3 separate regions of the Homo sapiens genome follow, and regions 1 and 2 are each linked to region 3. Evidence: chromatin loops called from intact Hi-C (ENCODE). Cell type or tissue: heart left ventricle. All regions are shown on one strand. Links, peaks and the distances in the headings refer to the core of each region. The heading gives the core; the rest is flanking DNA.

Region 1 (6,692 bases), core at 14-5,013, 87 kb before region 3:
GGGGATGTGGGGTGTGGAAGGAGCTTTGGGGGCCCCAGACTCCACACCACCTATGTAGTGATGCCCGTTCCTTGGGCTGGGTGACCTGCCGTGTGCCCCACGCCTTACTTAGCCAGGCCCCAGGTCGTCAGGTGCAGCTGCCCTCTGAAAACCCCACCTGAGCTGGAAAAACCCACAACCCCCACCACAGCTGGGACCAGCTGAGTTCTCTTCTTTTTCTACCTTCCACCCCACCCTAGAAACCACCAGAAGAGGAACAGAGACCCTGCAGGAGGCATGAACTCAGCCATGCGCTTGGAGCCCCTGGTACATATGGCCTTCCGCCCTCCCCTCAGTCCACCCCTTCCCCTCACCTCCCTGGGGAAGGCTAGGGGATGGGGGGAAGGCTCTCTCACTGGAAAACCGCGTACTCCTCCAGGGCAGGACTCTGGCATGAAGTGGGGACCGAGAGATATTCACTCAACAAATAGTCGCTGAGCTCGGCTCCATGCCAGGCTGCGCACAAGGTGCTGGGGAGACAAGGAGAAAGTGGAGCGAGATCTCATCCTCAGGTCGCTGACACTCTGTATGCCAGGTGCCGTCCCAGCTATGCACGGGACATGTGTCCCCTCATTTATTCTCCACAGCTCTTGGAGGAGACACCATTTCATGCCTGTTCTCCAGATGAAGCATCTAGCAAGGCTGCCTAGAGACCCTGCGGCCACAGGCCAGGCTTCTGACTGCAACGCAGGCCCCGAGGCCTCTGCTTTCAGCCAGTCTGGGATGGGCATTTGTGCAGTGGGAAATGCACACCCAGTCAGAGTACCCTCCCAGGTACACTTATCCAGCAAGCCAAATGTGCCACCCCATTGTTCAGAGTAGGAAGAGGAAGAGGCCCAGAGAGGCTGAGTCGTTTGCCCAGGGTCACACAGCAGGTGAGTGGCAGAGCTGGAATTTGAAGCCCCGTCTTCTTGACTCCACGGTTGTTATCTGCTGCCACACTGCCTCTCAGTGGGTGAAGGACCAGTGAGTGACTGAGGCAGGGACTCAGATCCTGGGAGAATGTGAGAACTGCCACCTTCTCTCAGCCCCCATCTGCATTAATGGGAGACAGGGTAGGCACGTAGGTCCTCTCTCTCCTTGAACACTAGTGTCACTCAGCTGCCAACTTGTTCAGTCCACGGGCATTAATTGAGCACCTGCAAGTTATCAGGCACAGGGGATAAAGCAGTGACTGACAGACATTGTCCTTGCCCCCACCAGGCTCACATTCCAGTGGGGGAGGTGGTCACATGATAGTAAACCAGTGTGTAATTATTACAGAGTCCCTTCTCAGGTCGACGACTGTGAGGGAGCTGGCGGGGCAGGAATAGACACTCTGCCGTGCCTGGAGCCACAAGAAGGAGCCAGCAGTGAGTGTGGGAGGAAGAGCATTCCCAATGAGGGTGGCAGTCGTGCAAAGGCCCTGGGGCCGGGAAGAGCTTGGGAGTGGGGGGCTGACAGTGGGCCCCTTGGCTGGAGTGGCATGAGTCGGGGCATGGCCGGAAAGGAAGATGAAGGTCAGGAGGGGCAGGGGGAGGCGTCCGCACAGGTCTCCGAGAGCCAAGGGTGACCAGCACTGGGTTGGAACCAGAGCTACGACATGGTCAGGTTTCAGGTTAAATAGATCCTTCCCAGTGCGGGGCTAGGGGTGGTTTAGAACAGTAAGAAGGGAGGCAGGAAGGGGCCCAGCATGGCAGCCAAACTTGCAAGGAGATGCTGAGAGCCCAGTGACTGACAAGGCAGAGAGCTCCTGCCTCTGACCTCCAGGCTGGCCAGGTGGGCACCTGGGCCCTATGGCCATGCAGTGCTCAGTGTGAAAGCCCATAGAGAATGCCCGCTGGGTACCAGGCCAGCTGAGAGGCTGGTCTCACTCTGACTTCAGCACCCCAGCCATTGTAGCGGTCCAGGCCTGCGCCTTCCTCCCCAGCCCTGACCTGAGGGAACTGCAGAAGAAGCTTAACTGCCCTTTGTCGGGGATAAAAAGAGAGTCAGGGGTGGTGAGACTGTGTGTGCCCAGCGGTGTGCAGGGTGATGATAAGCACTCGGCAGCCATTTGCTGTGATTAGCACCTGCACACATTAGATCATCAGACTGTCACAACCGACCGACACGTTGATTCCCTTATTATCCTCAGTTTTGGAGATCTGCCCAAGGTCACACAGCTAGTAGGTGACAGAGCTGGGATGCAGCACTCCAGAGACCACATGACCACACGCTGCTGCCCTGCGCGACTCGGGGGCCACTGCTTCCACTCAAGGATAAAGGAGCTGCACCCATGGAGTTGGGTAGTGCACAGCCTGCACCCCTCGTGCTGCCCGGTGGCCCTGCTCTCATTCACCCCACTCTACCGACCCCTGCAGTCTTTGGTCGCCTTTGTCGAGCACCTGTCATGCAGCACCCACTCCTTTAGCACATCAAGTGCATTCAGTCATTTGGTATTCACGTCAACCCTCTGTGAACGGGAGGACCAGAATAGATTCTTAGAGAGGGAAAGCAGGCTCAGAGAGGAGCGAAGACCCGCCCAAGGTCACTGGGCCAGGCGGTGTCGGAGCCAGCTTCAAACCCACATCCGACTCCACCCCGTGCACTGGTCCCTGCAGAATCCCAGCCTCCTCTCCCTTTTAGAATTAGTTCATTGGTGTTTTCAGTGATTTTTAGATGACTGAAAAATTTTTGTAGTAATATATTTTACTTTTTTATATATTGTTAAGCCTGTTGTAGAAACTTTGAAAAATAAAGAAAATTGAGGCCAGGCATGGTGGCTCATGCCTATAATCCTAACACTTTGGGAGGCCGAGGTGGGAGGATCCATTGGTGCCAGGAGCTTGAGACCAGCCCAGGTGCCAAAGGGAGACCCTATCTCTATAAACGATTTAAAAATTAGCCAGATGTAGTGGCATGTTCCTGAAGTCCCAGAACTTTGGAAGGCCGAGGTGGGAGGATTGCTTGAGCCTAGGAGTTTGAGGCTTCTGTGAGCTGTGATTGTGCCACTGTACTCCAGACTGGGCAACAGAGCAAGATCCTGTCTCTAAAACAAAAGTAAATCAATAAAGTTGAAGGAATAAATAAAGCTGACCAGTTATTCTGCCACCCAGAGATGCCAACTTTTATTGGTGGCATGTCTGTGTGTCCTTCCAGATGTTTTTCTAGTTGTGTGTTATGGACACGCTGTTATATTCATACTGACTATGCACTTATATAAGCTGCTTTTTTTTACGCAGTCATCAAGGTTATTCCCAAACATTGTAAACATCTCTTTTAAAGGCTGTATAATATCCCACTGTATGCAGAAACCTTGCATTTTTAGCCAGCTCCCAATATTGGACATTTACCTTAACATTTGTTTGAGCTTTTAGCTTGTTTATTGTTGTTATAAATAATGCTGTGAAGAACTTCTTTGAGCATAAAGCTTAGCCCTTATTTTGGATTCTTTTTTACTAAGAATGTTGTTCTTGTATTAGCTCAGATCCCCGGGGAGGAGGGCAGGGCCTGAGTCACTGTGGCGGGACAGGACAGACGGCAGATCCCCTGGAACAGCGGCAGGGCGGGGGCTGGGGAGCACAGCCCAGTTCCCAGGCTGAGGCTGAGGCAGGGAGGGAGCGCACTTGCCCAGGGAAGTGGCCGTTGGAGGGTAGGTGGGCAGCTGTGGGTAAGGATGCCTGCTGGGTTTCTTCCCACCCCTGCAGCGGCTTTTGCTGTTCCCTTAAATGTCCATGTCCCCAGGGCTCTGTCTGACCTCTCTTCACCCCTCACACTCTCTCCTCTCTTCTCCTGCAGGGCTGAGCCTCCAGCCAGACGCTCAAAGCCTCCTGGACTCTTCCCCAGGGGTCTCCCTGGCACCTCACAAGGGGGCAGGGGTTATATCTCCCTCCACCCTGCATCTCTGCCTGTGTCCCTGTATAGACAAAGGGTGCCACCATCCACCCAGTCGACGAGCAGGTGGATGCCTTGTCCCCACCCCATCTCTCCTCTCCCACCCACACTTCTCCCAAAACACCTGTTCTCTGCATCCCCACTCTCATGCCTCAGTGCAGGCCTCCACCTCTTCCCTCCAGACTCACCATCCCAACCTCTCCTCTGGTATCCCAGCCTCTAATCTCTCCCCACTAATCCTTCCCCCATGAGGGGATCTATTTAATCACAAACCTCACCATGTCCCTCCTCTACTCAGAAACCTCCTGGAATGCCATTACCCGCATAATGAAGCCCAAACCCCTGGCAGGTTGTCTCATGACTTTCTGCTGCTTTTCACCTCCAAGCCTCTGCACATGTTGTTCCATCTGCAAGCAATACCTTTCCATGCACTGTCTGCCTAACAAGCTTCTGGCCACCCTTCAAGACTCTGTTTCAACATCTTGTCCTCCAGGAAACTTCTGTTTTTCCTTGCTATATCTCTTTTTCTCAAAAACCTTGCCCCTCCTTCCCTCATCTTACATAGTATTATTTGATCTACATTTCCATCGAAACAGTCAGTTCTACCATATTATAACTGTGATCATGTTCGCTCAGTATTGTGACTATTACAAGGTACTTGCATTAGAACGTTTGGTTCTGTGTGACAGTGAGCCCGCTTCAAACTGGCTCATGTAAAATGGACATATGGGCGGCATAACCTCCAGGTTTCAGGTGTGGCTGGCCCAGGGCTCCGGTGATGAGAACCTGCAGCCTCTCATGCAGGCTCCTCCCCATGGGGGCCCCAGTAAAGAAGGGGCCTCTATCTCTCAGGGGTAAGCTCAGGTCCAAGGTGGGATGTTCTCTGTCTCCACGACACTGGCAAACCTCTGGGCCTGCCTCTCACAGCCCTGCTTGAGTCATGCCCTGGTCCTGGCTCCCCCAGAGTCCCAGAGATTAAAGAAGCGGCAACCAGAAGGAGGCAAGTGGCTGGGCAGGAAATTTGCTGGGTGTCCACCACCGCCCAAGGCATGCTGCTCCCTTCCTCCAGGCAGGAAATGGGGCCTTGGCTCACCTTGTTTCCCATGCCTGGCCTGGGTCTGACCCAAAGCAAGCATTGGTCAGCACTTACGGATGCAGGACTGGGCAGATGGAGCGTGAGGTTTAGGAAGGCTCAGGGCCACAGGGATGGGGCCAGGCAGCCAGTGGCCTATGCTTGCCGGTCCCTCCGCCCTACACACAGCCCAACTCCACGTGCACATCTGTGCTGACTCAGCCTCCACAGGCCCGGCCCTGCTCTGCACCTATCCTGTCTGGCACCCCAACATCAGTGCAGGAGTTGCCAGGTTGGGACACCCAGGGCCTTGTGAGGGCCTCAGGAGAGCAGTGCTTCTCTCTAAATCGTACTTCTTTGAATGTTTATTGGTGGAGGAAAGTGACTAGCACGTGGAATGCACAATTTACAATACTGATAGAAAAGATCTGCTTTAGTGAAAATTATTTTAAATTGAGATAAACATATTAGGCCAATATGAACACAGGAAGGGTGAGAAGTAGGGGCAGAAGGGCGGTTGGCACAAGGTACGCCAGGCTTGGAAGAACCCCCTGGGGCAGCTGGGAGAGGGAGGCACCAGCCCTGCCCAGCCCAGACCTCCGGCTCCAGCGCCCCATGAATGTCCCTCCTGTGAACTCTCCAGCTGCCCTGGCTCTAAAACAACTGCAACAGCAAAGCAAACACCAGCAGAGCACGCAGCTGGATGGGCCCTGGTCTGACTGCTCCACTTGTGTGCACTCACGCAGCTCTCACCTGCAGGTGGACATAGATGCCCTGTTAATCCCGGCATCTAGATGAAGGGCTGCAGTGGGGTCCCCTTCCAAAATCCCATAGCTGGTGGCAGAGGAGGCTCCTGGCCTTCCCCCCCAGGCTACACTGCCTGCTGAGAGGTGCAGGGTTTGAGGGGAGAAAGGAGGGGTATGGCAGCCGTTGGGTGCGGGAGGGAGCCCACATCCTGGGGCTCTGTCTCTGCACGCAGGGGCCCAGCATCTCTGATTTAGTGTCTGTGGCTGCTCCATCCTGTCCTGCCATTGGCCACCACTTTTTAATGATGCCTTCTCTCGCTCACATTACACCGCCCTGCATCCTTCAGGGGCCTCTCACAGGCTCCTGAGTAGAGGCTTAGAAGCACAGGGGCTGCTCTAGGTGCCCTCTGCTCATGTGTTCACTGGTTCTCTCCCCAGGGGAGCAGGACTCTTGAGTCCTGCAGCAGCCGAAGCATCTCAAGCAGCATCTGTCTCCCACGCCCCCTTCCTCCAGCCAGCGTGGCCCCGTGCAGCGTGAGCTCCTGCAGGGAGTGTCTGCAGGGCCACAGCTCCCTCACTCATCCGCGGCCCCAGCAGGCTCCATTGGCCACGGCCGTCCTTGGCACAGTCAGCAGCAAACCTGGCAAGGCGGCAAGTGGGGACCGATGCCAGCCCTCGTGGCTTTCAGATCTCCATCAGCCAGGACTCCAAAATAGCATCGAGAAGCAGTGGATGTGCTCCATTTCAGGAGCATATCAAGGACTGCTGCTCAACTGTTATAGGGCCAGGGTCTGATCTTCTCCCCCAAGACAGGGGACAGGGCACCTCAGTGATACTTGGTTTGCTGCAGAGGGAGGTGTTTGCCAGGCTTCCAGAAGCCCACACACATTTCCAGAGATAATTGCTTCCGGCTGCTTCCTCCCTCCGTCAGCCACCTGCACGTGAGGGGTGGGGCTGGGCAGAGATGTTAGGAGGGCCCT
Region 2 (8,076 bases), core at 1,802-6,801, 130 kb after region 3:
GCTCACTCCTCCGTCAGGCCTCTGAGGGGGGATGGCTCCGTGCCACTTTTAGCAAAAGGGGAAACCATCGCAGCAGAAAGGCCAATGCCACACTAGACAGCCAGGAGCCCAGCAGAACAAGTGGCCCCCTAAGGCACTTTGGGGACCACACCCCCGTCACTCTGACCCCAGCACAACTGGTTCCCAGGCCTTCGGGATCCTCCTGGGAACCTCTCAGCATGATTAACACAGGCAGACGGGACCTGAAGGGGCCGCTGGTCCTTCTGAAAATGTTCACCAGGCAGTGTGAGTGTGGAGAGGCCATGCGCAATGTGTGGGACTCTGCCCTGCACCCACTCAGAGCCTCAGCCCTTCAGAGCCACTAATAATGATTTGCTGTGGGTGGGGTCATCCTGATACTTCCCTGAGGTCTCTTTTCCTTTCAATTTTTCTGAGTAACTGAGAGGATCATATGACTGCATGCCACCTAAACTAGGGTTTGCACAGCCCCCTTTCTGTGCAGGGAGGGCGCAAAGCAGCAGAGTGTCTGTGACCCACCTGCCACTTTTCCAATGCTACTACAAGATTTGCAGGAAACGGTCATTTATCAGGAGCCATCTTTATTAAAAAAGATAAAATAGAGCAGGGCAGGGGAAAAGCGCTGCAGGCTCCAACGTTGCTGGGCACGTGGCAGCATGGGCGTCTCACCAGGCTCCTCCCCACAGCTGTTGGCATCCACTGTCAGGTTTCAATGTTCTTGGACCTCAGGGCCTTCGTCCTCTCCAATCTAAATGCAGGGAGACATTTGATATGGACTCTCTCAGGTGTTTTGCAAAACGCAACACATTCTCATTGATCTGGTCACCCTGCTGTGCACTAGATGTCAAAAGCTCTTCCTCCAGTCCAGACTTTGGTCCTTTAACCGACAACCCCCCATTCCCTCCCTCTGTCACTCTCCAGCCCCAGTTCAACATCGATCTACTTGCTACTTCTATGGGGTCAACTTTTTCAGATCAACACTTCCAGGACATCATGTGGAATTGGTCTCTCTGAGATGGTGGAGATGCTGAGTAGCGGGATTTCCTCATTCCACGGTGCACACATCTATCGAATCCTCACATTGTACCCCATAAGTGTACAAGCATGATTTGCCAATTAAAATAATACTAATAAAGACATAATAAATACCATAAAATGCAGGAAGTGTGGTTTCACTACCCCACCTACTTGGTTTTTGTCTTCACTACTGCCGTCCAACTACTTCTTTGGGGTGATTTTATTGGTTGGAATGTTCTGCGCTGGGCTCAAGTGACCGAATCTTAGCAGAAATGAAAGTCATCTTCTGGCAGCCCTGCGGCAGCCCTGGTTTCTTGGTGAGGCTGACGTCACAGCCTCTGGCTGCCCAGCTTGGAGGAAGCTGGCTTTCTGCGATGGTTCTCGCTGGGCCAGGGACGTTTCTGGGTCTCTGTCACTGCTTCTGGTGCTCTGAGTGGAGGGGGAGGCCACAGGGTCATGCTGGGGGCGTCACTAAAACTGTCTGGCTTCCTCTGCAGGCCAGCAGGTGCACTGGCAGGAATGGTGGTCTTCTGCCCTGACTTCTGGCTGTCCTTGGGCAGCTGAATTTTAAAAGTGTGACAAGCTGGCTTGCTGTGAGTCCATTTCAGTGGGAGCAGGAAGGTGGAAACTTCGGTGGATAGGGAAAGACAGGTGGGAACCCCAGGAGGAAGGGACAGTTCTCTGAGGGTAGAGTGCTTCCTCTTTTGTTTTGGATGCTCTAAAATGAGGTATGGGGCCATGGGATAGTTGAATTTTCTTTCTACTATTGACACGGAGATGTTCTCAGCCCGGAATCCCATGACCATCATGAGCTGAGTTGTTTGTGGCTTGGGTGGTCCAGGAGTGGCACTTCATATGGTATCACTGGCATCTCCCGACCACTGTTCTCCCATGGGTCCCTCATCAGTTGTTCCAGTGGGGGGCTGCTCCCTGGGGTCTAGTGTTAATAACTTTTTAATCAGTCTTTCAAGTTGAAGGGAAAAAATGGTGGGACATGGTATTTTCTTGTGATAGTTTTATTATTGAGGTCTGTAGGGCTCCCTGAGTAGAAGGGCAGGGTCCAGCCACCATGGAATAGAGAATGACATGGAAGCTCCATATGTCCATGGTGGGGCACTGGCACTCCCAGGCCCAGGAAGAGTTCTGGGGCAGGAATGGTGGTCTTCTGCCCTGACTTCTGGCCCTCGTCAGGCAGCTGAAAATTAAAAAGTGTGAACAGCTGGCTCCCTTTGAGCCCTCTTTGGTTCCATGGGGAAGGTGGACTTTGTCAGATGGGGAAGAACAGGTGGGACCCCCAGGAGGAAGGGACTGTGCTCCAGTGATGGAGCCCTTCTTCCTCTGCACTTTTCCTGTACCCCAGGATTAGGTACGTGGCCATGGGATAATTACATGCGTATTTTTTTGTGGGGGAAATACTGATTCGGAAATGCATGGGGCCTGAAATCCCATGGGCACCATGACCAGGCTTGTAGGGGGCCCAGGTGCCCAGGCTCTCTGTATGGTGTCAGCAGCATCTTCTGGCCAAAATTGACCCAGGGGTCACAAGTCAGCTGGTTTAGTGGGGGTCGCTCCCTGGGGTAGAGGGTGAAAAATTGTTTTACTAGTGTTTCCAGTGGAAATGAAAAAAAATAGGTGGGGTGTCATACTGTCATATAGCCTGAGGTGGGAAGGGGCCACAGGTGGGGCTGGATGTTCTTTCAGCCTCTCTGGCAGAGATCACAGACAGAGTGGTCAGGTTGGCCAAGCTTTTGAGGGCTGGCTCTGATGTAGGGGAGGGAGGCAGTCCCCAGAGCAGAAATGCCTTCCCTGGGGCTCATATCCTTGCAGGGGAAAAGCTGGCCATCCTCCCCTCAGAGCCTCCTTCACTGCAGCCCGTGGGAGGCGAATGACCTGGGGAATCCGTGCCCCAGGGGCAAACCTCTGGGTTCTGGCTTCAGCCCCACCCTGGGGAAACATTCACAGCCCCTTGGGAGGAGAGCCCTGCTGCAGGAACACTCTAGGGGAGGGCCCAGCTGCGGGAGTCCTGGTCTGTTGGTGACAGTACCCCAGGCTCCAAACTCTCTCGGCCTGGGGGCAGTTCCCTTCTCTGGTTACAAGATTCCCATCCCTCACTGCCCTACTGCCTGCTCCGCGGGGAAGTGGCCCGGGAGTGGAGGCGTGGACAGGCAACCCGGTGTCTCGAGTCGGGGGACAGCCTGGTCAAGCCCCCAGGCTCCAGAGCAGCAGCTAACAGGTGTCCGGCGGCGTAGGGTCTCCATGGAGACGGGGGCGGGGCCAGGAGGCGGTGAGCGGCGGGGGGCGGGGCTTCCAACGGCCATCAGCCCCGCCCAGCCTGGGCAAAGAGAGCCCGGCCTGGGAGGCGGAGCCAGGGACCCCCGGGCTGAGCCTGATTTCTGAGGGCGGCCGAGACCACCTCCCTCCAGGGGCTGCTGTGCCCACAGGGACCGGCGCCCTCTGTGCGTCCCACGGCTCCTGGCCCCGTTCAGCGCCTCCAGAGGCCTCACCCGGGCCCTCTCCACTGGGTCCACAGGGGCCTCAAAGCGCTGGCCCAGACGCGGGGTCACTCCCCTGAGCCTCCCGACCTTCCCATGCATTGGTCCTTTGGAGCCCTGGGTTCTGGAGTTTGTCCTTCCTAAATGCCGCCAGCCAGGACGCGGCTGCTCCAGGACCACAGCGGACCGAGTGCGGCCGCGTCCCCTGCGGGCCACCCATCAAGGGCACAGGGGGAGAGGCGTCGTGTAGGGTCCAGCCCTACTGGGTCTGTGGGTTTTTCTCCTCGTTTGCGGAGACGAGAGATTGTAGAAATAAAGACACAGGAAAAAGAGACAGAAAAAAACAGCTGGGCCCGGGGGACCACTACCACCTAGATGCGGAGACCGGTAGTGGCCCCGAATGCCTGGCTGCACTGTTACTTATTGGATACAAGGCAAAAGGGGCAGGGTAAGGAGTGTGAGTCATCTCCAATGATTGATAAGGTCATGTAAGCCACGTGTCCACTGGACAGGGGGCCCTTCCCTGTTTGGCAGCGGAGGCGGAGAGAGAGAGGGGGGACAGCTTATGCCATTATTTCTTCTATGCATTTCAAAGACTTTTAGTACTTTCACTAATTCTGCTACTGCTATCTAAAAGGCGGAGCCAGGTGTACAGAGTGGAACATGAAAGCGGACCAGGAGCGTGACCGCTGAAGCACAGCATCACAGGGAGATGGTTAGGCCTCCGGATGGCTGCGGGCGGGACTGACTGATGTCAGGCCTTCCACAAGGAGTGGAAGTCCTCCTGCAGAATTGTGGAAGTCAGCGCTTCCACAAGCGTTGGCGTTACCGCTAGGCCAGGGAGCCCTCTAGTGGTCCTGGCCGGGCGTAACAGAGGGCTCACATTTGTCTTCTGGTCACTTCTCACTGTGTCCCTTCAGCTCCTAGCTCTGTGTGGCCTGGGTTTTCCTAGGTTGTAATTGTAGAACAAAGATTATAATATTGGGATAAAGAGTAATGTTACAAACTAATGATTAATGATATTCATATATAATCATATCTATAATCTATTTCTAGTATAACTATTCTTATTCTATATATTTTATTATACTGGAACAGCTTGTGCCCTTGGTCTCTTGCCTTGGCACCTGGGTGGTTTGCTGCCCACAATGTCCCAAGGTGTAGTGACCAGCCCTGCCCGGGGCTGACCCTCGGGGTAGGGAGAGGGCACTAACTCGGGTCCTTTCCCCTTCCTCAAGCCTCCTTCCTCAACTGGGGTGAAGGGCTCCCAATCCCAGCACCTCAGGGGCCTTCCTGTTTCATTGATGCCAACAAGTGAACATTGATGCCAACAAGTGAACATTGACCATCTCCCATGTGCAGGGACAGAGAAGACAGACACGCTGGCCCCCGGGTGGGTGAGAGAGACTAGTCTATCAGTGCAGAAAACATTCCATAGAGATAGGGGCTAGGAAGGAAACACCAGGAAAAGTGAGGGTGGGAGATGGAGGTGACCCTACTGCAGATGGGGTGCTCAGGGAGGGCTTCCCTGAGGAGGTGACATTCACTTGATTGGCAAAAGGGATGGTCAGGGCCTGTGAAAGTCTTCTAAGGGAGGGAACAGCAGTGCCCAGCGGGGTGGGACCCACGGAGTCCGAGAAAGGCTTGAGCCTCAGAAGATGAGAAAGCAGGAAGACCCACTTCCAGGCCTTCACAACCTTCTAGGGCACAGACGGTGAAAATGGCTCAGGCCAGAGTTCAGTTTAGGTTTCAGAAGGATGCTGGGTCCCTCACACTTTTCTTGAGGCTAAAGGGCTCTAGCTCCTTGGGCCCTTTCTATGCAGACATGGTTCTGGGGCCCCGGCTACATGGACACCCTTCTGGTGGTTGTCTTCTGCAGCCAGATGGGGGGTGTGGGGCGACCTGCCCCTTCCTTGGCCAAGTGGACAGATGAAGGGAGCCTCTGGGGGCAGGACTGCTGGACTGAGAATTAGGCTTGGAGTGTAACTCAAACGCCCCACGGGCCCTACCTCTTCTCTGGAGCTCTGCTTCTTCAAGAAAACTGGGGATAAGGGACATCAAGACCCGCTCTCAGGACCCTTGCCCCTCCACCCCGTGATGCTTCTAGATGGCTCTCAGGGGCCACCTTTTTCAGGAAGAATTCTTGGGATATAGGAAAGTAAAAGGAGGAAACATGTTTTGAGTGGCACTTAGATCAGGCTCTAGACTGGGTGTTGGTTTGGTGGGGTTTGCTTTTTCTTTTTCTTTTTTTTTTTGAGACGGAGTCTCGCTGTGTCCACCAGGTTGGAGTGCAGTGGCGCGATCTCAGCTCACTGCAAGCTCCGCCTCCCGGGTTCAGGCCATTCTCCTGCCTCAGCCTCCCGAGTAGCTGGGACTACAGGCGCCCACCAACACGCCGGCTAATTTTTTGTATTTTTAGTAGAAACGGGGTTTCACCGTGTTAGCCAAGATGGTCTCGATCTCCTGACCTCGTGATCCACCCGCCTCAGCCTCCCAAAGTCCTGGGATTACAGGCGTGAGCCACCGCGCCCGGCCGGGGGTTTGCTTTTTCTACTGCCCAACACCCCTTCACAAAACCTGGGTCCTGGCTAGGCTGGGAGTGAGATTCCTGTGTCTAGATGTTCATCATTCCGTGTTGCACAGGAGGAGGTCTGGGGGAAAACAGAACAGATACTAGCAAGTGTATAAAAAGATAACTTTGAGAAAACCTAGAAGAGGAATCAGGATGGGGGGATTATGAATGGCAAAGGAAGAACTGGGGGAGAGGGAGTTGGGGGTGGGGCTGGGACAAACAGAAAGGAGGTGGGGGAGGGGGCCAGGGAAATAAAGTCCAAGAAGTCAGCAGGGACCAGAAGCCACAGCCTTAGTCGGGGTATCAGGAGAGCAGCAAGCTGCATGTACCTTGGAAAGGTGGAGGAGAGGACTGCAGCGAGCTGGGTGGGGAGGAAGGGAGAGGTGGCAGGGCAGAGGAAGCAAGGGACAGACAGGAGGAAGAGATGGTGCTCTGGGCCATGTGTCCGCCACCGCTACCATCACTGAAAACTGGAAAACTCTTTGCCTTCTCCTTACCCCTGTCACCATAACTACCCCATTCTCTCTGCCCCCCGTTCTTTAGTAACACGTGCTGGCAAGTAAGGAGCAGAGTCTTCTTTGAGGTTGCCGAGGAAACCCTCAGGGGCAGCTGTGAACCCACCAGCCTTGTCCCGTAGAGAGCTCAGGATCCCCAAGATTGGATGGGCAAATAAGCTTAGTGAGTGACAGTCCCACCAGCCTTGCTGAGAGTCACAGTAGGCGTCCACTCCCCCTGTGGGTCCCCAAGCCTGCTCTGCTGGGCAGCCTCAGGGACCCAGAGCTGCACTTCCAATGCTCTGCAGACACACCTCGGGCTTGAATCCCATCTCACCAATTCCACATGTTGGATATAAAATACTCCAGGAATAAATGCTCAGTGCCACGAGTAAAAACAGCACTCAAGCAAAAGTTTAATTCTCTCAGCAAGGCAATTTACTTCTGCAGAAGGGTGTCACTCCTGTCAATCAAGATCGCAAGTGCACACAGAACAAAGGAGACCAGGGGGTTTTATCCTTAAAGCAGTCCCTATCCCTATCTCTGTACCACTCCCCCATGGGCTGAGGTCAGACTGCACAATCTAAGCTGACCCGATTGGCTACTTGTACATATTTTCCTAAATACAGCAGGGGAGGGAGACGTGAGGTACAGAGGTGAATCGTGTGAGATGTTCAGTTTCAGGGGAACAATGGGTGCAGGTAACCAAGGGAACAGATGTGTTATTGATTAGAGCCCACGGGAAGTGGTAGGCTGTTTACGGTAACTAGGGGCAAGGGAGAACAAGAAAGTTGAGTTTCAGAACAAAGGATAAGGAAGTTTTTTGTTTGTTTGTTTGTTTGTTTTTTGAGACGGAATCTCACTCTGTCGCCCAGGCTGGAGTGCAGTGGCACGATCTCGGCTCACTGCAAGCTCCGCCTCCCGGGTTCAGGCCATTCTCCTGCCTCAGCCTCCCGAGTAGCTGGGACTACAGGCGCCTGCCACCACACCCGGCTAATTTTTTGTATTTTTAGTAGAGACGAGGTTTCACCGTGTTAGCCAGGATGGTCTTGATCTCCTGACCTCGTGATCCGCCCGCCTCAGCCTCCCAAAGTGCTGGGATTACAGGCGTGAGCCATGGCGCCTGGCCAGGATAAGGAAGTTAACAGGCTAAACCCTTTGAAGAGAAACTCAGAAAGATTTATTGTATCTTACACACAACTATTGATTGAGGGCCTACTGGGTGCGAGGGCTGTGTGGCTGTGGGGGGAGGCAAGGTCCCTGCTCCAGTGGTAGTGACAGGTGTAAAACAAGATAACTTCAGAACCTAAGAAGGGGGACAAAGCAGAAAACTGGGAAGTGGCTGGGTGTGTGTGGGGCAGCCTGGGACGGGGTAAACAGCAAATCTTTGCCATCCCTTCCTGTCTAGATATCATTGGGGATGCTACTCAATCTCTTTGCAGCCTCAGTGGCCTAACCTGGACGGTGGAGCTGGAAAGCCCCC
Region 3 (8,076 bases), core at 1,518-6,517:
ACATGGCAAAACCATGTACCAGTTTCTTGAGCATCTTTGTCAGAGACAACATATGCAGGTACCAGCAGATATTCTATACCCCCTCTTTTTTTTTAATTCCAGATTTTTATTTTTATTTAAAAAAAATTTTTTTAAGAGGGACCCTTGCTACATTAACCCAGGCTGCTCTTGAACTCTTGGCCTCAAGTGATCCTCCCACTTCATCGTCCTGAGCAGCTGGGATTACAGGTAAGAGTTGCCACACCTGGCTTACTCCCTCTTTCTTACATAAAAAGTAACATACCCTACATCCTTTATTGCACCTACCAAAATATCTTGGGGATTGTTCCTTATCATATCAGTCCATGTAGAGATGCCACTTTTTTGTTGTTGTTTTTGTCTTGTTTTGTTGTTTGTTTTTTTTGAGACAGGGTCTCACTCTGTCACCCAGGCTGGAGTGCAGTGGAGTGATCACAGCTTAGTGCAGCCTCAGTCTCCCCTGGTTCAGGTGATCCTCCCACTTCAGCCTCCTAAGTAGCTAGGATTACAGGCACATGCCACCACACCCAGCTAATTTTTGTGTTTTTAGTAGAGACGGTGTTTTGCCATGTTGCCTAGGCTGATCTTGAACTCCTAGCCTCAAGTGATCCACCTGCCTTGGCCTCCCAAAGTGCTGGAATTACAGGTATGAGCCACTGTGCCTGGCCGTAGAGCTGCCACATTCTTTTTGATGGCTGCATAGGCTTCCATCATATGGATGTGTCTTAATTATAATCTGTTTAACAAATCCCTCACTGGTGGACTTTAAGGAACAAGAATACTTCAATAATTTTTATTCACTTTAAAAACATTTATAGTAATGTGCATTATGACATTTCGGTCAATGACACACCACATATATGATGGTGGTCCCATAAGATGATAATACCATATTTTTACCGTACCTTTTCTATGTTATGTTTAGATACACAAATATCTACTACCTGGTCAAATTAATTGGACATTTTTATTTTGAGTTGTTCATGTTTTTTTCTTATTGATTTGGAATAACTGTATATGGAGGAAACCAAGGGAATAATTGTGATTAAGTGCCTGCAGTGTTCAGTACAGTCATATGCTGAACAGGTTTGTAGCCTAGGAGGACTAGGCCATACCATATAGCCTAGGTGTGTAGTAGGCTGTGCCATCTAGGTTGTGTAAGAACACTCTATGAGGTTTCACAATGATGAAATCACCTAAGGACACATTTCTCAGAATGTATCCCCATCATTAAGCACTGCAAACCTGATTGTTTAAATATAAAGACATGTCAAGAAGAGACTTCAATTGGCCCATCAGCTTGTGCCCAGATAACCCCTGTTGACCTTTTAAAAATCAATTATTACAAAAAAGTATAAAATGAAAAGTAAAAGCGCCTCACATATCCATTCCATGCACCCCTCAGTCCTCCCAAAAGGTATCCATCAATAAGAGTTTTTTTGTTTCGGCATATTTGTGTCCTTTGGGAAAATTAGGAAATTCCCACACACATCTACATAGAGCCTTTTAACTTGTACACAAAAGGATCATGATATACAGTCTTCTGTTCCTTGAATTTTTCAGTAGAAATATGACCTGGAGATCTGTCCATCCTAGGACAAAGTCCCAGTAATGGGTATCTTAATGAAGTTACTCCCTCTCCTACTGCTGGACCCTGAAGATGGCTCTTTTCTTTCGCTGTTTACTGGTACACACAGTGCTGTGTTGTCTGTCCTTGTATTTTTATATTAGCATGCTGTAGTAGCTTCGCCATACCCTTCCCGATTGGTTGCACCATCTGGCACCTCACCCTACAGCATTTTTGAGAGTGCTCATTTCTTCCCACCTTTAGCAGCAAAAGTATTAGCAAACTTATTCGTTTTTGCCAACTTGGTAGATTAAAAAATGGCAACCATGTTGTGTTTTGATTTGTATTTCTTTAATATACATTTAATTACAAGTGAGATTGAAGATCTTTCCATGAGCTGCTTGTTCATATCCTTTGCTCTTTTTTCTAATGGGTTAGTCATCTTTTTCCTATCGATTTGAAAGACCTGTTTATGTATTAGAGAAATTAACTTTCATTGCATTTTCCTCAATTAAATTCTGTCATATGTGCTGCAGCAGACATTTTTTTTCAGTTTACCATTTGTCTTTTTTACTTTGTTTATGGTATTTTGATTCCATTTACATAGTTTTAATTTTTATGCAGTTAAGTGTTCGACATCTTCCTTCACGGCTCCTGGGAATGAAAATATTTACACAGTGCATTTTGTGCAGGCTTTCCACACATTATCATAGTTAATTCTCACAGCAGCCTTGGAAGCGAGGCAGGGTGGGAATTTTTAGCTTCAGTTCCATTTTAAGGATGAGTTCAAATGAGTCTCAGAAAAGTCGTGGGACTTGCCCAGGTCCAACAGATTCTAAAACCTTTGTCATTCTCACTTCCTCACCTGCCTTCCAACCAGCCAGGTGACCTACTCCTGGCACTGACAACAAAAGTATATGGCTTCTCAGGGACTGCATTTTTAAATATTAAAACTACAAGCATCTTATCTTCCCTTAACTGCTCTTTAAAAAAAAAAAGTGTTTTTAAGAGACAAAGTCTTGCTCTGTTGCCCAGGCTGGAGTGCAGTGGTGCAATGATAGCTCGCAATAACCTTGAACTCCTGGGCTTAAGCAATCCTCTTGCCTCAGCCTCCCGAGTAGCTGGAGCACTACCATGCCTGGTTAATTTATTTTTGAGATGGAGTCTCGCTGTGTTGCCCAGGCTGGCCTCAAAACTCTTGGCTTCAAGTGATCCTTCCACCTCAGCCTCCCAAAGCACTGGGATTACAGGCATGAGCCACCACACCTAGCCCTTAAAAATATTTTTTAAACCTCCAATAATATGGAAGGGTAGAATATGCAGTGGGGATGGGACTCACATTTCAGCCCACAAGCCCATTCCCAGGGGATCCACTGTACAGTTGGCTGTGAGCACTGATAAGAAGCCATGGGCTTAACTCTTGCCACGAGGCAGGAAGACCCACCAGGAGCTGGGCCGTTCCTTATTCGTCTCTGTCACCAGTGCCTTGGGTATTCTAGGGACAACTTAGATGCTCAATAAATTCTGCAAGAGTGGGGAGTGGGGCAGTCAGGCACACTGCTTAGACGCTACAGCTTCGCAGGTGGGTGTTCAAATCCCAGCTCACCCCTTAGCTGCTGTGTGAATGTGGGCAGATGACTTTACCTCTCTGCCTCGGTGTCCTTGTCTGTAAAATTGGGATACTAGTTTCTGCCTCAAGTAAATGAATAATCCTCCTCCAGTGCTGAACAGTGTCTACATCTCACTTCTGATCCGTCTGTGCCTTTCTGGATCCATTTGCCCATTCTCACCTGACCCAGATGTCCAGGGTCATGAGATGTCAGAGGTAAAAATCAGGGTCCCTCCTTCTGTCCTTTCCTCCCAGAAGTCCAGAGGGGGAAACGTCTTGCCCAAGGTCACACAGCCCCTCGTGGCAGGACCCACAGAGCCGGGTCTCCTGACTCATGACATCACTCGCTCAGCTTCTCTGGCTGGGCCCTGGCGGCCCCGTCCCTCCGGTCTCCGGTCTCGCCGCCTCCGGGCACCAGGGGGCGCCTCGTCCCAATCGCAGCCCGCCACCTGACGCCCTCGCTCCAGACCGGCGGGGTTCCGGCTGCGGGAGAGAGGCCGCCGCTCCCGGCCCGGCGTTCAGGGCTTCCGGGGCAGGTCTGCTCTGCGACCCACCAGGGAGGGCACTCGCGCGTCCTCGCTTTCTCCTTAGGTGCACCCCCGCGGGCGCGCTCCCGCCCATATCCCTTCCAGGCCCAGCCTCTGCTATCTGCGCCACTTCTTCCCCGTCTTTGGGCTCCCTTCCGATTGTGCCCACCCCATTCTCTGTAACAGTCGCCAGGCCACCAGGGCCCGTCCCAGCATCTAAATCGAGGTCGGCTGAGGGATGGGGGCGGCACCGGCAGGCCCAGGTCCCCACCCCGTCCCCAAACAGTCAGGAGGGTGTGTCCTGGAGGGGACGCGGAGGAGCGTGGTGCAGCTGTGCGCCTCTGGGCCAGTGGCTTCCCTGCTGTGGGCCTCAGTGTTCCCATCTGCGAACTGGGGACGGCGGCGGGGGTGGGGCGTTTCGGCCGGGGCTGCAGCTTTCCCTCGGAGGAGCCGGGGGACTTGGCCTGAGGTGCGTTTGTTCGCTGTTTATTGGGGGTCTGGGGTAGTCTGAGGGAAATGCCGGGGGTCGCAGTGCCCCCGGTTCCGCGCCTGGACCCCGCGTACCCCGCTCTCCTGACCCATCCGCTGCAGCGGCTGCACCGACCTGAGCGCCCTCCACTCGTCCAGGCTCGGGTGACGTCGGCGGCCGGGGCGGCACCGTCCTCCCCGCCCCCTAGCACAGCCGCGCACGCACACACACCTTCCGAGGGGGGAAACTGAGGCCAGGCGCGGCGAGGCCACCCGCCAAGGTCACGGCGCACGGGCGGTGGGGCGGGCAGGAGGGCGGCGCGCGGGGAGGCCGCCCCGCCGGTGGCGCTGGTATCGGGCTCGGGCTCCGGCTCCGGCTCCCGAGCGCCCGCCCCCGCCCCCCCGCGCCCGGCCACCGGACGCTCTGGGGCCGCGCCGGCCGCGGGGACGGCGCGCTCTCGGCGGCTGCGGGCGGACCCGCGAGGTAGGAGGCGGGCCGGCGGGGGACGCGCCCGGCGACCGGTGCGGTGCGGGGCCCCGGGCGGGGGTCGCTGGGGCTGCAGCCGGGAATGCCCTCCGCGGGGCGGCCTGGGCGGCAGCTCCGCCCCCGGGGCCGCGGTTGCACCGACACGCAGTTGGCTCTCGGGAACCTGGGGCGCGCGGGGATCGCGGCGGGCTTCGCGGAGCGGGTCTCGGAAGGAGGTTGCGAGGCCGCAGTTGCTAAGCCCGCACCGGCCGCAGGGTTGTGGGGTTGGGGATCAGCGGCCGCCAAGCTCACGGGAATGGGGGCCGGGGCGCGCCAGCGCCAGTCTTTCTGAGCTGGGCTCTGCGGTGTCGCTCTCTGGGACTGGAGCGGTGAGGACGCAGAAGCCCCAACCTCCGCGGCTATGCAGACGGCTTATCCCGAAGCCTTGCGAACGCTAAAGGCGCGATATTGGGGGTCGGGGAGGGGCGGGGTGCTCCATCTCTTCATCAGTGCAGTTGGTTGCCTCCCCGAAGCGGGGGTACGTGAATCCAGACCCCGAGGGTCGCCATGCAAAGCATTCCCCACCCCCCGACTCCGCACTACCCTGCTTCTCTTCCCCACCCCCACCCCGCCTCCACCACCGCTGCTGCCTCCGGGCGGAGAAATCCCGCCACCGCGTCCAGGGTCCCGAGCCTGCGAGCGGGAGGTTGAGGCATCTCAGGAATTCGCTGGGAGCCACACGGACGCGCCTTGGGAGGGAGGGAGAAGCTTTGGCAGGGCTGGAGGGCTGGGTCCAACCTGGCCCTGTCCCTGCCTCCCAACCCCGTGTGACCTTGGGCAGCCCCTCCTGCCATTACCACGTGGGGAAGAGACTGGTTCTCAGTCTTGGGGTGGAGGGAGCTCTCCCGGTAGACCTCCAGGAGAGTTGGCTTAGGGAGCAGTCTTGGGGACCAGAACAGCCTTGGCGACCTCTGGACCCTGACCCATAGGGGGCAGGTGGCAGCAGGGGGATGAGGTGTAATGGGGGCTGTTGTTGGAAACCTGTCCCACCTGCCAGCCTGAGGATGAGACACTCCTGGGCCAGGGTCTTAGAGTGTGGGACCCCCGCCCCCACCGCAACCTCCCGCTACAAAACCACCTGCCCTTGGGCTCTAAGCAGGCAGGGTGGGTTGGCAGAGGTGAGTCAAGCTTCTCCCCACCCCTAATAGTCCTGGGGAACTTCCCCTCCCATGTTTCTGCCAGGCAGTTGTCACTTTAAATTGCCAAGCTCTCAACTGTCACAGCTGATCTGTTCCTGGAGCAAAGGGAGCAGAAAGGTGACAGTGGGTGTCCCCTCCCCCTGGCCTTGTCCAGGAGATGAGGCTCACAAGGACAGCAGTCGGCTCTGCCTGGTCAGCTTTGTGAGTGTTGCTCTGAGCATGCCCAGTGATCTGTGGTGGTGAGGGACCTGTCCTAGACTGGGAGCAGGGGTCTGGTTGTGCACTTTGATGAGCCACCGTTTCATTTTGTGGTCAGGCTCCACCAGGCAGTGGACACATTGGCCTGTGCAGCCCCCTCTGAACAATTCTGAATTAAGGTGACACAGGAATAGCTTTCTCGTCACCCTCCCCTGCCCCCAGTATGATGCCCACCTCCTCATTACAGTTGGCAAGATGGCCAGGCTGCTGAAGCCATGTGCAATTAGAGCCCAGAAACCAGATTTAAGGGGAAAGAAGAGAAATTGCCTTAGCGGTGCCATCTCCTCCCACCCCCCACCCCCCACAGGAAAAGATAAACTGAGAGGTGACTTGGGGTGGCCACAATGCCCACAGCCCAGCCATTAAGCATCAGTGCCGGAGGGAGCATCCCGGAGCCACCCTACTGTGTTAGAGATGGAGAACTGAGGCCAGAGAGAGGCAGGGACATGTCCAAGGTCACACAGCGTATTCAGAGCCGAGGGGCCCTGTCCCCAGCTCTCCAGCAACCCAGTCATCCTGAGAGGGCTGCTTCCTGGGGAATGCTCGGAGGACTCGGTGTCCCCTCAGAGGTCTCTGCAGTGGAGGGACAAGGGAGGGGGCCTGTGCTCACCTCTGCAGGGGACTGTCTCCTGCACGGTTTGCAAACATTAGGTAATCTTGGGTCTCATGACTGGAGTTGCCACTCTCTTTCAAGGCTGCTTAAAGGGCCCATGGCAGCCCGCCCTTCCAGCCGCTGCTCTGACCAACCTGCCCTGCCCTGCCTGTCCCATGCCTGCTGTCCCCACACCACCACCCTTGGTTTTAGTCATGCTCCCTTCCCCCATTGTCCAGAGGGGAGTGCTGAGGCCACACCAGAAGAACTGCGACCATTTGTGTCCTCAGCTTTCCTGCACACAGTTTCAGCCATTGGTATAAGGGGTGGACCTAAGCACCTAAGTGTCCCCAGCCAAGAATACAGCCATCCTTTGTTCTTGTAGGAAGCTGCCCATCACTGGGCTGTGCAAGCTGGAGCTGCCTTTGTGCTGGTCAGGGAGTCTGAATCTGGCCTCTGGTAGGAGAGTTGACCAGAGCCCTCATCACTCCCCCTGCCCCTCATAATTAGGCAGGTGGGGAGTGGGGGGCTGCTCATTCCTATCAAGAGGTGTTTCTCACGTGCAAGAGGCTGGCAAAAGCCCATTCTGTTGGTGAGGTCCGTGTAGACTGGGGTCCCACGCACTGCCGCATCTCAGATCAGCATTCATTACCACCATGCAGTGAGATGCAAACCTGCTTGTGGGAGCAGCATTTTCTGGAGCCCCCTGCCTTTCCACTGGGCCCCCGCCTCGCCCTGCTTTGGCTCCTGCGGGAAGGAACACCCCACCCCTGCCATCTGGCAAACTCCGTTCATCCTTCATCACCCTCATCCATGATACCTCTTTGGCAAATCCTGCCCTGAGTCCCTGAATCTTCCCCGCGGGGATACCATTATCACTGAACAGAAGGGCGATGCAAAGCAGGGCGCAGGTAGGGACTGACTTTAGACCCCTGGTAATATACCAGTCTTCCAGACTCCCTCTCACCCCCTGCCTCGGGGCTATTCAGTGGGGCCATCATAGCAAGCGTCAGTTTGGAAAAGCAGGAAGCAGGCTGCTAAATTCTCAGTGACTTAGAGAACTGTGACTCAGAGAACTGTGTATGTGGCTTTCTAATCCAGCAGGATTGCAGTGCAAACCCAGCGAGCATTTTTTTCTAAGCATCTACTCCATGCCAGACCTGATCACAGGGGCTTTCACATGTATTTCCCATTTCGTCTGCAAAACCACAAACCTATCATTCCCTTGTATGATGGTTCTCGAAGCATAATATTAAAACAGTGTCAATCCCACAGGCCAGCTGGAATGATGTAGGATGCTGCACCATTGATTGTCCTTTCAGCGTTGCTCGGTTGCCCCAGAGCCCCAGCAGTTTACCAGTCTGTGTACCCA

The links. A loop is a pair of places that touch in the nucleus more often than their neighbours do. Peaks named below come from ENCODE experiments on the same cell type or tissue, not always from the same donor. Only the 100,000 strongest peaks of a DNase experiment are listed, where the experiment ranks them.
Region 1: it touches region 3 in a loop (4-fold over the local background); 12 of 110 quality-filtered maps call a loop at or near these places.
Region 2: a loop joins it to region 3, with 10 times the contacts of the local background. A loop is called at or near these places in 69 of 110 quality-filtered maps.

The regions. Positions count from the first base shown.
Region 1 is chr3:13,077,645-13,084,336 of GRCh38, reverse strand. It overlaps a transcript of IQSEC1 not described here. Among named protein-coding and RNA genes, the nearest start is that of IQSEC1, 7.6 kb to the right of the region's middle. RefSeq lists a silencer at 390-459 and enhancers at 3,155-3,654, 3,655-4,156. In heart left ventricle, for the core only: no CTCF peak of the experiment used is centred there; DNase peaks (open chromatin) are centred at 2,541 and 3,536; H3K27ac peaks cover 1,826 bases.
Region 2 is chr3:12,864,426-12,872,501 of GRCh38, reverse strand. LOC124909346 (a long non-coding RNA gene) reads right to left here. Exons shown (of 2, transcript XR_007095819.1): 2 at 583-766. Among named protein-coding and RNA genes, the nearest start is that of LINC02022, 17 kb to the left of the region's middle. RefSeq lists a silencer at 3,316-3,595 and an enhancer at 4,146-4,205. In heart left ventricle, for the core only: a CTCF peak has its summit at 4,377 (motif pointing left); DNase peaks (open chromatin) are centred at 3,311, 3,493 and 4,331; H3K4me3 peaks cover 428 bases; H3K27me3 peaks cover 928 bases.
Region 3 is chr3:12,990,678-12,998,753 of GRCh38, reverse strand. All of the region lies in intron 1 of IQSEC1 (IQ motif and Sec7 domain ArfGEF 1), which reads left to right. Among named protein-coding and RNA genes, the nearest start is that of IQSEC1, 79 kb to the left of the region's middle. RefSeq lists silencers at 3,505-3,774, 4,425-4,474, 4,495-4,654, 6,531-6,825 and enhancers at 3,455-4,013, 4,065-4,134, 4,573-5,131, 6,531-6,825. In heart left ventricle, for the core only: a CTCF peak has its summit at 3,611 (motif pointing right); DNase peaks (open chromatin) are centred at 3,673, 4,343, 4,852 and 5,418; H3K4me3 peaks cover 2,547 bases; H3K27ac peaks cover 3,126 bases.